Linked DNA regions of Homo sapiens: region 1 is linked to region 2. Evidence: chromatin loops called from intact Hi-C (ENCODE). Cell type or tissue: PC-9. All regions are shown on one strand. Links, peaks and the distances in the headings refer to the core of each region. The heading gives the core; the rest is flanking DNA.

Evidence for each region. Hi-C counts contacts between places; a loop is a spot of excess contacts. Peaks named below come from ENCODE experiments on the same cell type or tissue, not always from the same donor. Only the 100,000 strongest peaks of a DNase experiment are listed, where the experiment ranks them.
Region 1: a loop joins it to region 2, with 3 times the contacts of the local background. A loop is called at or near these places in 2 of 110 quality-filtered maps.

Annotation. Positions count from the first base shown.
Region 1 is chr22:39,044,748-39,050,120 of GRCh38, reverse strand. It overlaps APOBEC3F (apolipoprotein B mRNA editing enzyme catalytic subunit 3F), which reads right to left. Exons shown (of 7, transcript NM_145298.6): 3 at 4,901-5,180; 4 at 4,579-4,693; 5 at 540-696. Among named protein-coding and RNA genes, the nearest start is that of APOBEC3F, 6.6 kb to the right of the region's middle. RefSeq lists an enhancer at 1-809. In PC-9, for the core only: no CTCF peak of the experiment used is centred there; a DNase peak (open chromatin) is centred at 3,250.
Region 2 is chr22:39,115,211-39,120,583 of GRCh38, reverse strand. It overlaps the pseudogene COX5BP7. Among named protein-coding and RNA genes, the nearest start is that of APOBEC3H, 21 kb to the right of the region's middle. RefSeq lists enhancers at 2,584-2,733, 2,744-2,843. In PC-9, for the core only: CTCF peaks have their summits at 2,303 and 2,502 (motif pointing right); a DNase peak (open chromatin) is centred at 2,513.

The DNA of each region.
Region 1 (5,373 bases), core at 133-5,132, 70 kb after region 2:
GTGAGGGCGCTGGGCGCTAAACAAGGCCTTTTGGTAAGAGGCAAAACCCCTCGACAATCTGATCCCAGGAAAGTTAGGGAGGAAGATCTGGGCCACGGACTTAAAAAATGTGGGAGGAAGTTGGGCGTGGTGGCTCATGCCTGTAATCCTAGCACTTTGGGAGGCCGAGGGGGGCGGATCACTTGAGGTCAGGAATTCGAAACCAGCCTGGTCACCACGGTGAAACCCCGTCTCTACTAAAAATGGAATAAAAATTAGCTGGGTGTGGTGGTGGGCACCTGTAATCCCAGCTACTCAGGAGGCTGAGACAGAAGAATTGCTTGAACCCAGGAGGCAGAGGTTGCAGTGAGCAGAGATCACGCCATTGCACTCCAGCCTGGGTGACTGAGTGAGACTCTGTCTCAAAAAAAAAAAAAAAAAAGAAATGTAAGAGGAAAGTACACACAGGAAAGCCCACGCCAGGCACGTCACTTATTGTGTTTTCTGCATTCCTAGCTGCTTAGCTCCTATTTGGGGTGTAAATAGGACTTTGGTGCTACCTGGTTTCGGAAGACGCCCCTCTTCCAGGAGACAGGTGAGTGGTGCTTTACAACTTCCATGGTGAAGCACAGCCAGCTTTCGTTCCGACCATAGGCTTTGCGTAGGTTTTTAAAGTGGAAGTAGAATATGTGTGGATACATTGCCTCCATCGGGTTTCTGAAGGCACAATAGAGAAACCCCAATGCAGAGACCCCCCTGGATTCCTCGGAGCTGATGCCCACTGAACACCACTCACTGGACAGCCCTGGGAATGTCTGCTGCTTTCCCAGGCAGAAAGACTGGGAGAGAGAAAGAGGAGGGGATGCTGGCAGGGGCAGAAGGGCCGGGGTGACCTCTCCCAGCTGGAACCACAGCTCTGGGCCTACCAATGGGACACCCTCAACCTCCCAGTTTTTCTGCCACACGTCTCCCAACCCATTAGGAAAATGCAACAGACAATAAAACTCTTCGCCCTAAAATAATTGCTTGAACATTTCAGCTCAATTCCTTCCTCACATTTCACCTGTCCGATGATGATGATTCTTTTTACGTTGGTATCACACCGAATTCCCAGGCCCAGGCTACTCTTTTTGTTTTTTTTGTTTTTGTTTTTGTTTGGGACATAGTCTCCCTCTGCTGCCCAGGCTGGAGTGCAGTGGCGCGATCTCAGCTTACTGCAACCTGCACCTCCCGGGTTGAAGTGATTCTCCTGCCTCAGCCTCCTGAGTAGCTGGGATTACGAGCTTGTGTCACCACGTCCGGCTGATTTTTGTACTTTTATTTATTTATTTATTTTTATACGGGGTCTCAGTCTGTCGCCAGGCTGGAGTGCAGTGGCACAATCTCGGCTCACTGCAACCTCTGCCTCTTGGTTTCAAGCGATTCTCCTGCCTCAGCCTCCCAACTAGCTGGGACTGCAGGCACGTGCCACAACACCCGGCTAATTTTTTGTATTTTTAGTAGAGATGGGGTTTCATCATGTTAGCCAGGATGGTCTTGAACTCCTGACCTTGTGATCTGCCCGCCTGCCTCCCAAAGTGCTGGGATTACAGGTGTGAGCCATCGCGGCCAGACCTAGTTTTTGTATTTTTAGTAGAGACTGGGTTTCACCATGTTGGCCAGGCTGGTCTTGAACTCCTGACCTTGTGATCTGCCCGACTCAGCCTCCCAAAGTGCTGGGATGACAGGCGTGAGTCACTGTGCCCGGCCAGCCTAGGCCACTCTCCTAAGTGCTGTGAGGGTCTGAGCTCATGGTATGTGCCTGAGGCCTGCAGGGGGCCATCACTATTTTACAGACGAGGTGCCAGAGGCACAGAGAGGCGGGGTAACCTGCCCAGGCCACAGAGATGGGGATGGATGGAGCTGGGGCCCCTTTCCGGGCCAGCCCTGTCCAGCCTCTGCATCACAGGCCCTGCAGGAGGGAGCTGTTGGGAACCGGACTCTCTTCTTACTAAACTTTAAAATAAGAGCATTTCTCCTGATCATCATATTTTTTCCTACACTCCATGTTGCAGGTTTCATTCTAAAAGGTGAATGGTGCTCACGGAGGAGGAGCCTGTGTCTGGAGTCATGTGCATCCTCCTCTGTTCACAGTGGAGGCATCTTTGGAAGAAGTGACTTATTTTCTGGTACAGAGACCATTCCCTCCCCCACATCCTCTCCTAAGACTTTGTGTTGAAACAAAGTAAATCTTGCAGAAATTCCATGGAAGTGCTGAGAACAAAATGCCTGATTGCTCCAATCATCCTTTGGTTCAATTTTCTCAGTTCCTGAGCTCAGGAATGGCGAGAAGCACAGAGAGGGAGCACCATCCCAGGGCGGGGAGCAATAGCAAAGGGGTGACTTTCGGGGGAGAGTCTCAGCAGGGGGCCTGGGCTGGGGCAGGTGGGGGAGATGGCCCATTCAGAAGCTGTAAAGGGGCGACCACATAGCAGGGCAAAGAGCCTGGCTGGTAGTGGGAGCAGCAGAGGAACCAGAGGGGAGAGAGACTAGCGCTGGGGCAGGGGCAGGGGGAGGCCAGGCTGAGGCCCAGCAGGGCCACCAGGCAGGAAGGGGCAGCAGAGGCCCCGTGGGCAGAGCGGGCAGTGGTCCCTGATCTGGGGCTTCATGTGCACCCTCCCTGGCAGGCTTGTCCTGGCCCTGATGGTAGTCCTGGGCTTGGGTTCTATTTTATCTTCCAGGGCCCTTGTTCCAGGAGACACCTGCGCTGTGAGTGACCTCACAGGCCCATCTGAGTGCAGGTCTCACTTTATGCTGCTTTCTCACCTGGATGGGAGGACCTCCAGAGGGACTCCTGGATCCTGCCCTCAGGAATCATCCCAGGGACGCCCCCCACCCGGTAGCTATGTGGTAGGGAGGGAGAGTGAGGGGCAGGTGTCTGCTTCCCCCTTGCCTTCACATTCAAAGGCCACCATTGGAGGGAGGAATAGCGGGTGGGGGTGCCCTCAGATGTCCCCCCAGGATGCCATGCGTGCCCCCACACTGAGCTCCTTCCTTCCACATCTCCTGCCCAGAGTTGTTCCCTGGCAGGCTGAGCTCTTGTCCCTATGTCACAGAAGGGTGGAGGCTGGTGTCCCCGGCCACCCTGTCTTGCAGTTTGCTCCTCCGGTCTAAGACCCAGGTGCTCAGTTCCCGTCTCTCCCGAGGGCCTTAGATCCCTTTCTATGGCCTCTCTGGTCTCTGGTTGCCTTTTTCTATTGTGCTTCCTGGAGAGCTCCTGGCATCTCAAGCCTCCCATTATCCAAGCCTACTCTTTTGCAAAATCTTACTCAACACCTGGCCAACATTGCAAAACCCCGTCTCTACTAAAAATACAAAAATTAGCCAGTGTGGTGGCATGAGCCTGTAATCCCAGGTACTTGGGAGGCTGAGACAAGAGAATTGCTAGAACCAGGAGGTAGAGATTGCAGTGAGCCGAGATCGCACCATAGCACTCCAGCCTGGGCGACAGAGGGAGACAGTGTCTCAAAAAAAAAAAAAAAATCTTATTCAATTGGGACCTTGATCACTGAGTGTTTGTTTGGCTCTTTCTGCATCTCCATCCCTGTTGGGGGCAGATTTGAGAAGGGACAGGCGTGAGCAGAGGCCGGGCTGGGTGCTGTTGGGTGGGGAAGCCATGGGGTGGGGCCCAGGGTGCAGCAAGGTCTGGAGGGAGGGGCTGTGAGAGTCAGGGCAGGACTCGCCTGGGAGACAGACACACAGAACAGGGACCCCTGCATGCCCCACGCAAGCTTGACCCATTGTCATGGACTAAATTGTATCTTCCCCACATTGATATGTTGAAACCCTCATCCCCACCTCCTCACAGGATAACTGTATTTGGAGACAGGTCCACTAAAGTGGTGATTAAATTAACTCATGGCCCTTAGGGTGGGCCCTAATCCTGTCTGACTGGGGTCCATAAACGAGGAGGACATTTAGAGGCAGAGAGACCCCAGGGGTGCAGGTGCACAGAGGAAAGGCCAGAGAGGACAGGGCTGGAAGGGACCCCCTGCCAGCCAAGAGGAGCAGCTGCAGAAGACACAACCCCGCCCACCCCTCCACCTTGGACTTGCAGCCTCCAGATCTGTGAGAAAATAAATGCCTGCCCTGTGGGCACCCGGCCCGGGGGCATCTTCTATGGCAGTCGAAGCCTGAAGTTTCCACAGAGGCTGCTCCTTCTCAGGGACTCAGGTCGGCCTTGAAGGATGTTGCTCAAAGCTTCTGGCTGTCGGCCTTGTGAATATTCATGCCCACTTACGTCCAGTTTTATGACAAATTCGATTATGCCAGGGAGATGGAAGGAGCCAGGTTGGGGATCCCAGGCTGTGGGGAGGGCGGCCTCGAAGGTGGATGGAGGTTGCTCTGGAGGCAGAAGGGGCCTCTCACTCATAGGAGGGGCCCAGGAAAGAGGGAGGAGGCAAGAAGGGGAAGGAGCACAAGGAGTGTGGGTGAGGGGTGTAACCATGAGGGCAGGCAGGGGGCAGGACGGAGGGCAGGAGGGCCTGGCCAGGGGAGGCCTCAGGAGGATGAGCAGGAGGCGAGAGGAGACAGACGATGAGGCCAGAGGGAGACCCTCACCTGAGAATCTCCTTTAGCGTGCGGTGCAGGAATGCATAATTGTCATCGAATTTGTACCAAGGCATGAATGGCTGACCTTCACTGTACACAAAGTTTTCCCAGCAGTATGCAAATTCTGAGACGAAGAGGCAGGAAGCAGTCAGGCTCTGCCCTGACCCTGGGCCCGCGCTCCCAGGCCTGGTCTCCTGGCTGTCAGTTGCTGTCAGTGCTGGCCCCGCCCCTGCAGGCTGCCCTGGGACACCCCCAGCCATGGCATTGCAGATCCATCCATCTTTCATGCTGTTCCTCCCGCTCACGCTCCCCTGACCCCTCCACCTCTCACCTTCATCGTCCATAATCTTCACGCGGGCCCCTGCCTGACTCAGCCTGCAGAGCGCCCTTCGGTAATCTCTTTCCCAGTAGTAGTAGAGGCGGGCGGCGGAGATGGTCAGGGTGACATTGGGGTGCTCAGCCAGGAATTCGGCCAGCTTCGCCACACAGTCCGGGCAGGGGGTCCAGGATACAAACCAGGTGATCTGGAAACACTTGTAAGCAGGCAGCTGGTTGCCACAGAACCAAGAGAGGAAGCACATTTCTGCGTGGTGCTCAGGCTGGGAATACACCTGGGAGAGGAGCAGGGGGCAGGGGATGCTCTGAGAGGGGGAGCAGGAGGAGTGCAGGGGTGGGGCAGGGAGAGGAGGGGCCAGGACAGGAGCCCAGGGGATCTTGCCATTGAAGCTCCTTTCCTCCATCCCCCCTGTTTAGTTTGAGTGATTGTCTGCTCCAAAGCTCACGTTCAGTGTTAATGGCTATTGT
Region 2 (5,373 bases), core at 219-5,218:
CTGCAAACAGCATCGCACTACTGATGACAAGCAGGCAACTGCGTTGGAGAGGGAGGTCATCATGGCTGCAAGGAAGGGACCGGACCCATATAATATACTACCCCTAAAGGCAGCTTCAGGCACCAAAGAAGACCCTAATTTAGTCCTCTCCATCACCAACAAGAGAAGAGTGGGCTGCATCTGCGTAGAGGACAACAGTACCATCACCTGCTTTGGGCTGCACAAAGGCGAGACCCAGTGATGCCCCAGCTATGGAACCCATTACAAGCTGGTGCCCCGCCAGCTGACGTACTGAGCACCTGCACCAAGTTACCCAAAATGTGCTGCAAAGTTTCTTCTTTCCAATAAAGAGTAGCCATTGCATTGGCTCCTTCTCCCATTAAAAAAAAAAGAAGAAAGGGCCGGGCGCGGTGGCTCATGCCTGTAATCCCAGCACTTTGGGAAGGCGAGGTGAGTGGATCACCTGAGGTCAGGAGTTTGAGACCAGCCTGACCAACATGGAGAAACCCCGTCTCTGCTAAAAATACAAAATTAGCCGGGCTTGGTGGCGCATGCCTGTAATCCCAGATACTCAGGAGGCTGAGGCAGGAGAATCGCTTGAACCCAGGAGGCAGAGGTTGTGGTGAGCAGAGATCGCACCATTGCACTTCAACCTGGGCAACAAGAGTGAAATTCCTTCTCAAAAAAAAAAAAAAAGAAAGAAAGAAAGAAAGAAAGAAAAGAAAAAAGGCCAGGCATGGTGGCTTATGCCTGTAATCCCACATCTTTGGGAGGGCGAGGCAGGAGGATTATTTGAGCCCAGGAGTTCTAGACCAGCCTGGCCAACATAGTGAGACCCTAACTATTTAAAAAAAAAAAAAGTCACATGCAGATTTTTTTTTTTTTTTTTTGAGACAGAGTTGCCCAAGCTGGAGTGTAGTGGGATAGTCTTGGCTCATTGCAACCTCTGCCTCCCGGGTTCAAGTGATTCTCCTGCTTCAGCTTCCCGAGTAGCTGGGATTACAGGCACACGCCACCACACCTGGCTAATTTTTGTATTTTTAGTAGAGATGGGGTATCACCATGTTGACCAGGCTGGTCTGAAACTCCTGACCTCAAGCGATCCGCCTGCCTTGGCTTCCTAAAGTGTTAGGATTACAGGTGTGAGCCACCATGCCTGGCCTAGTTGTCTATTTGTATCTTTTCCCATACAGACATTTTAGATTTTATGTAATCAAATAGATCTATATTTTTGTTGAAGGTCTCTGGATTCTCTCTTTTAATTATAAGGATTTTCCTAATTTCTGTTTTGTACATGTCTTCTGGATTTTTTTCTAAGATTTTAATTTTTTACATTGAAGCTCTGAGCCATCTGGAATTTATTTTTGCATATGGTATGAAAAAGGACTCAATTTTCTTCCAGATGGATAGCCAGTTGTGCCAGCACCATTTATTAAGCAGTCCAGAGTGTCCACCGAAATTAAGGCTATTGAGGCAGAAATAATTTGATAAAGGTTTATTGGAAGCCAAATGTGATGATCGACCCAGGAAGACACACCAACAAGGTTGGGGGTATTTCAGAGTCTGTCACAAGGTTTTTTTTAGGAAAGTTTAAAAGAAGGAAGGGGGAGCTGGGCGCAGTGGCTCATGCCTGTAATCCCAACAATTTGGGAGGCCGAGGTGGGTGGATCACCTGAGGTCAGGAGTTTGAGACCAACTTGACCAACATGGTGAAACCCTGTCGCTACTAAAAATACAAAAAAAAAAAAAAAAAAATTAGCCAGGCATGGTGGTGCATGCCTGTAATCCCAGCTACTTGGGAGGCTGAGGCAGGAAAATCGCTTGAACCCAGGAGGTGGAGGTTGCGGTGAGCCGAGATTGTGCCACAGTACCACAGCCTGGGTGTCATGAGCAAAAATATATCTCAAAAACAACAACAACAACAACAAAAAACAATGGAGGGGGACTCCTTTCCTTAGAGGGTACAACACAGAGGTTACCATCACCATCATGGGGTACAGATGACATCATACAGGATAAGAATGCCTACACACAAGACAATCAGTCGAACTTCAGACTTCAGCTCACCTTAAAAGAAATCAGTGTCCTATTTAGTGTCTGCAGGTTACACACTGATCAGTACATCAATCATTTGAGAAATTTATGATAAGATTCTTTAGTTGGAGACGCAATGTTACCATCGAGTCAAAAGACTGTTGCAGAACCCCAAAGGGTAGGTTTGAGTACCTGACACGCTGTAAGCCAAGCACTGACATGTGGGCGCTTAGGAGCAGAGAAAGGTTTATTCAATTTGGCCACGGCCTGAGGATGGGAGACCCAAACTCTCGAATCTGACCTTCCTTTGTAAGGTGGGTAGGGCGGGAGGTGAGATTCCCCCATGATCAAAGCTGTTTGCGTCCCTTCGTCAATCAAACTTCTGGACATCGCCAAGGAGGTCGCATGACCTCAGGATCTTCATTCTTCAGAAGCAAAACAAGTTCATGAATCTTGCAGGCAGCCTCCAGGGGGCAGAATGTGACGTTAATCAATTACTAGTGAATTGGTGAACACCCTCTACTTCAATGACCACATGTGGAGGAAGAAAAGAACAGAGAAGAAAATAAGTAACCAACATCTTATGGTTGTTATAGCATAGGCTGGGTTACAGCTCCCAAGGTGGATTGCTTTGGAAGCCTGCTTACTGTTGAACATGACTTGAAGGTTATCAACAGTTATTCATTCAATTACTCATGAATTTTCTGGGCAGCGGGTGGGGGATTCCCCGAACTGAGGACTCTTTCCCGTTTCGGACCATACAGGGTAATGTATAGATGTTGCCATGGCATTTGTAAAACTGTCAAGTCACTGGTGGTAGCGGTAGCGTCTTTTAGCACAAGAATTAATTTTAATTAGCATATAATGAGCGGTGAGGATGATCAGAGGTTTTGGCAGGTTTGGTCCGGGCCTCTTTACCGCATCCTGTTTTATCAGGGGGTCCTTGTGATCTGTAACTTGTGAAACCAGCCCTGCTGAACTACCTCAATATGAAAATAGTCTTAACCTTTGAGAAGAAGCCTTCGGTTCTAATTGATAGCCATATTTCCTGGTAATAATGTTGTAATCAACATCTTTGTATATTCCTTAAGCACTTAAATACTTAAAAAAGGGGGCTGTGTCAACCCTGAAGAGGATTACTGAGATTTTACTCATCTCCGTCCTGCATGATAAAAGAAAAATACATCCTGTTATTCCAGCAAATTGATGTTTTAATTAAGAGATCAAGGCCGGGCATGATGGCTCACGTCTGTAATCCCAGCACTGTGGGAGGCTGAGGCAGGTAGATCACCTCAAGTCAGGAGTTCTAGACCAGCCTGGCCAACATGGTGAAACCCCGTTTCTACTAAAAATACAAAAATTAGCTGGGCATGGTGGCGAGCGCATGTAATCCCAGCTACTCGGGAGGCTGAGGCAGGAGAATCACTTGAATCCGGGAGGCGGAGGTTGCAGTGAGCCGAGATCGCGCCACTGCACTCTAGCCTGGGTGACAGAGTGAGATGCTATCTCAAAAAAAAAAAAAAAAAAAGAGAGAGATTAAAAGTCTTAGATTTGCCTGTCTATTCCTATGCCAGTATCTGTCTGTCTATCTGTCAACGAAAAGAGTCAAACTCTATAAAATATTTGAATAGATTTATTCTGAGCCAAATATGAGTAAGCATGGCCCATGACACAGCCTTCAGGAGGTCCTGAGAACATGTGCCCAAGGTGGCTGGGGTGCAACTTGGTTTTATATATATTTAAGAAGGCATGAGACATCAATCAAATACATTCGAGACATATATTGGTTTGGTCCAGAAAGGCAGGACAATTCGAAGTCAGGGGGCTTCCAGGCTATAGGTAAATTTAAACATTTTCTGCTTGACAGTCGGTTTAGTTTGTCTAAAGACCTGGGATCAACAGAAAGAAAATGTTGAGGTTAAGATAAAAGATTGTGGCTGGGCACAGTGGCTCACACCTGTAATCCTAGCACTTTGGGAGGCCGAGGCGGATGGATCACCTGAGGTCAGGAGTTTGAGACCAGCCTGACCAATACAGCGAAACCCCATCTCTACTAAAAATATAAAAATCAGCCAGGCATGGTGGCACGCCTGTAATCCCAGCCACTCGGGAGGCTGAGGCAGGAGAATCTCTCAAACCCAGGAGGCGGGAGGTTGCAGTGAGCAGAGGTCCACTGCACTCTAGCCTGGGTGACAAAACTAGACTGTGTCTCAAAAATAAATAAAATAAAATAAAATAAAAGACTGTGAAGACCAAGTCTCTTTTGAAGTCTCATAGTGGCTGCCCTTAGAGACAAGAGATGACAAATGTTTCCTATCAGACCTTTAAAAGGTGCTAGACTGTCACCACCGGTAACACTCCAGTCTGGATGACAGCAAGTCTCCTTCTAGAAAAAACCAAAAACCAAAAAACAAAAAACCACCTCTGATCCCCAAGTTTTCCGTGAGACTGATTTGAGTAATAATAAAATTCCAGTCTCCTGCACAGCCTGCTCTGCGTGAATTACTCTTTCTCTATTGCAATTGCTGTGTCTTGATATAAATCAGCTCTGTCTAGGCAGTGGGCAAGGTGAACCCCTTCAGCGATCATATTGGAAAGTAAGTCATGAAACAGAGGGTTAAATAAAACTCATCTGATGAGAATTTATGGTTTATAGGGCATGACTCCCCAGACCCCTTAGATAGGAATTTGGGCAAGATTAAAAAAAAAAAAAAAGCAGAGCTTAGTCCTCATATCTACCTATCTATCTATCCATCCATCCATTCATCTATCCATCCATCTATCCATCATCATCTATCTGCTTCTGAGACCTGAAAGGCTAGTAAAGGTAATCAAAATATCCTTCTCTGATATATTTTGAGATGGCTGCTCCTGCAAACAGAAGCAGCCCTGCAAAGCGGTCTTCTATTATTATTATTATTTTGAGACTGAGTTTCATTCTGTCCTCCAGGCTGGAATGCAGTGGCATGATATCTGCTCACTGCAACCTCCGCCTTCTGGATTCGAGCGATTCTCCTGCCTCAGCCTCATGAGTAGCTGGGATTACAGGCACACACCACCACACCCAGCTAATTTTTTTTTTTTCTATTTTTGGTAGAGATGGAGTTTCCCCGTGTTGACCAGGCTGGTCTTGAACTCCTAACCCCAGGTGATCCGCCCACCTCGGCCTCTCAAAGTGCTGGGATTACAGATAGGCTTGAGCCACCGCGCCCGGCAAAAGCGGTCTTTTGTGGGGGAGATTTGCATCTGTAGAAAATCTGCATTGCTGCAGCCTGGTTTTCTCCCAGGCCCTCCCTTGTCCAGATCTAGGAAAGAGGAACTGAGATTCTGACACCCTAA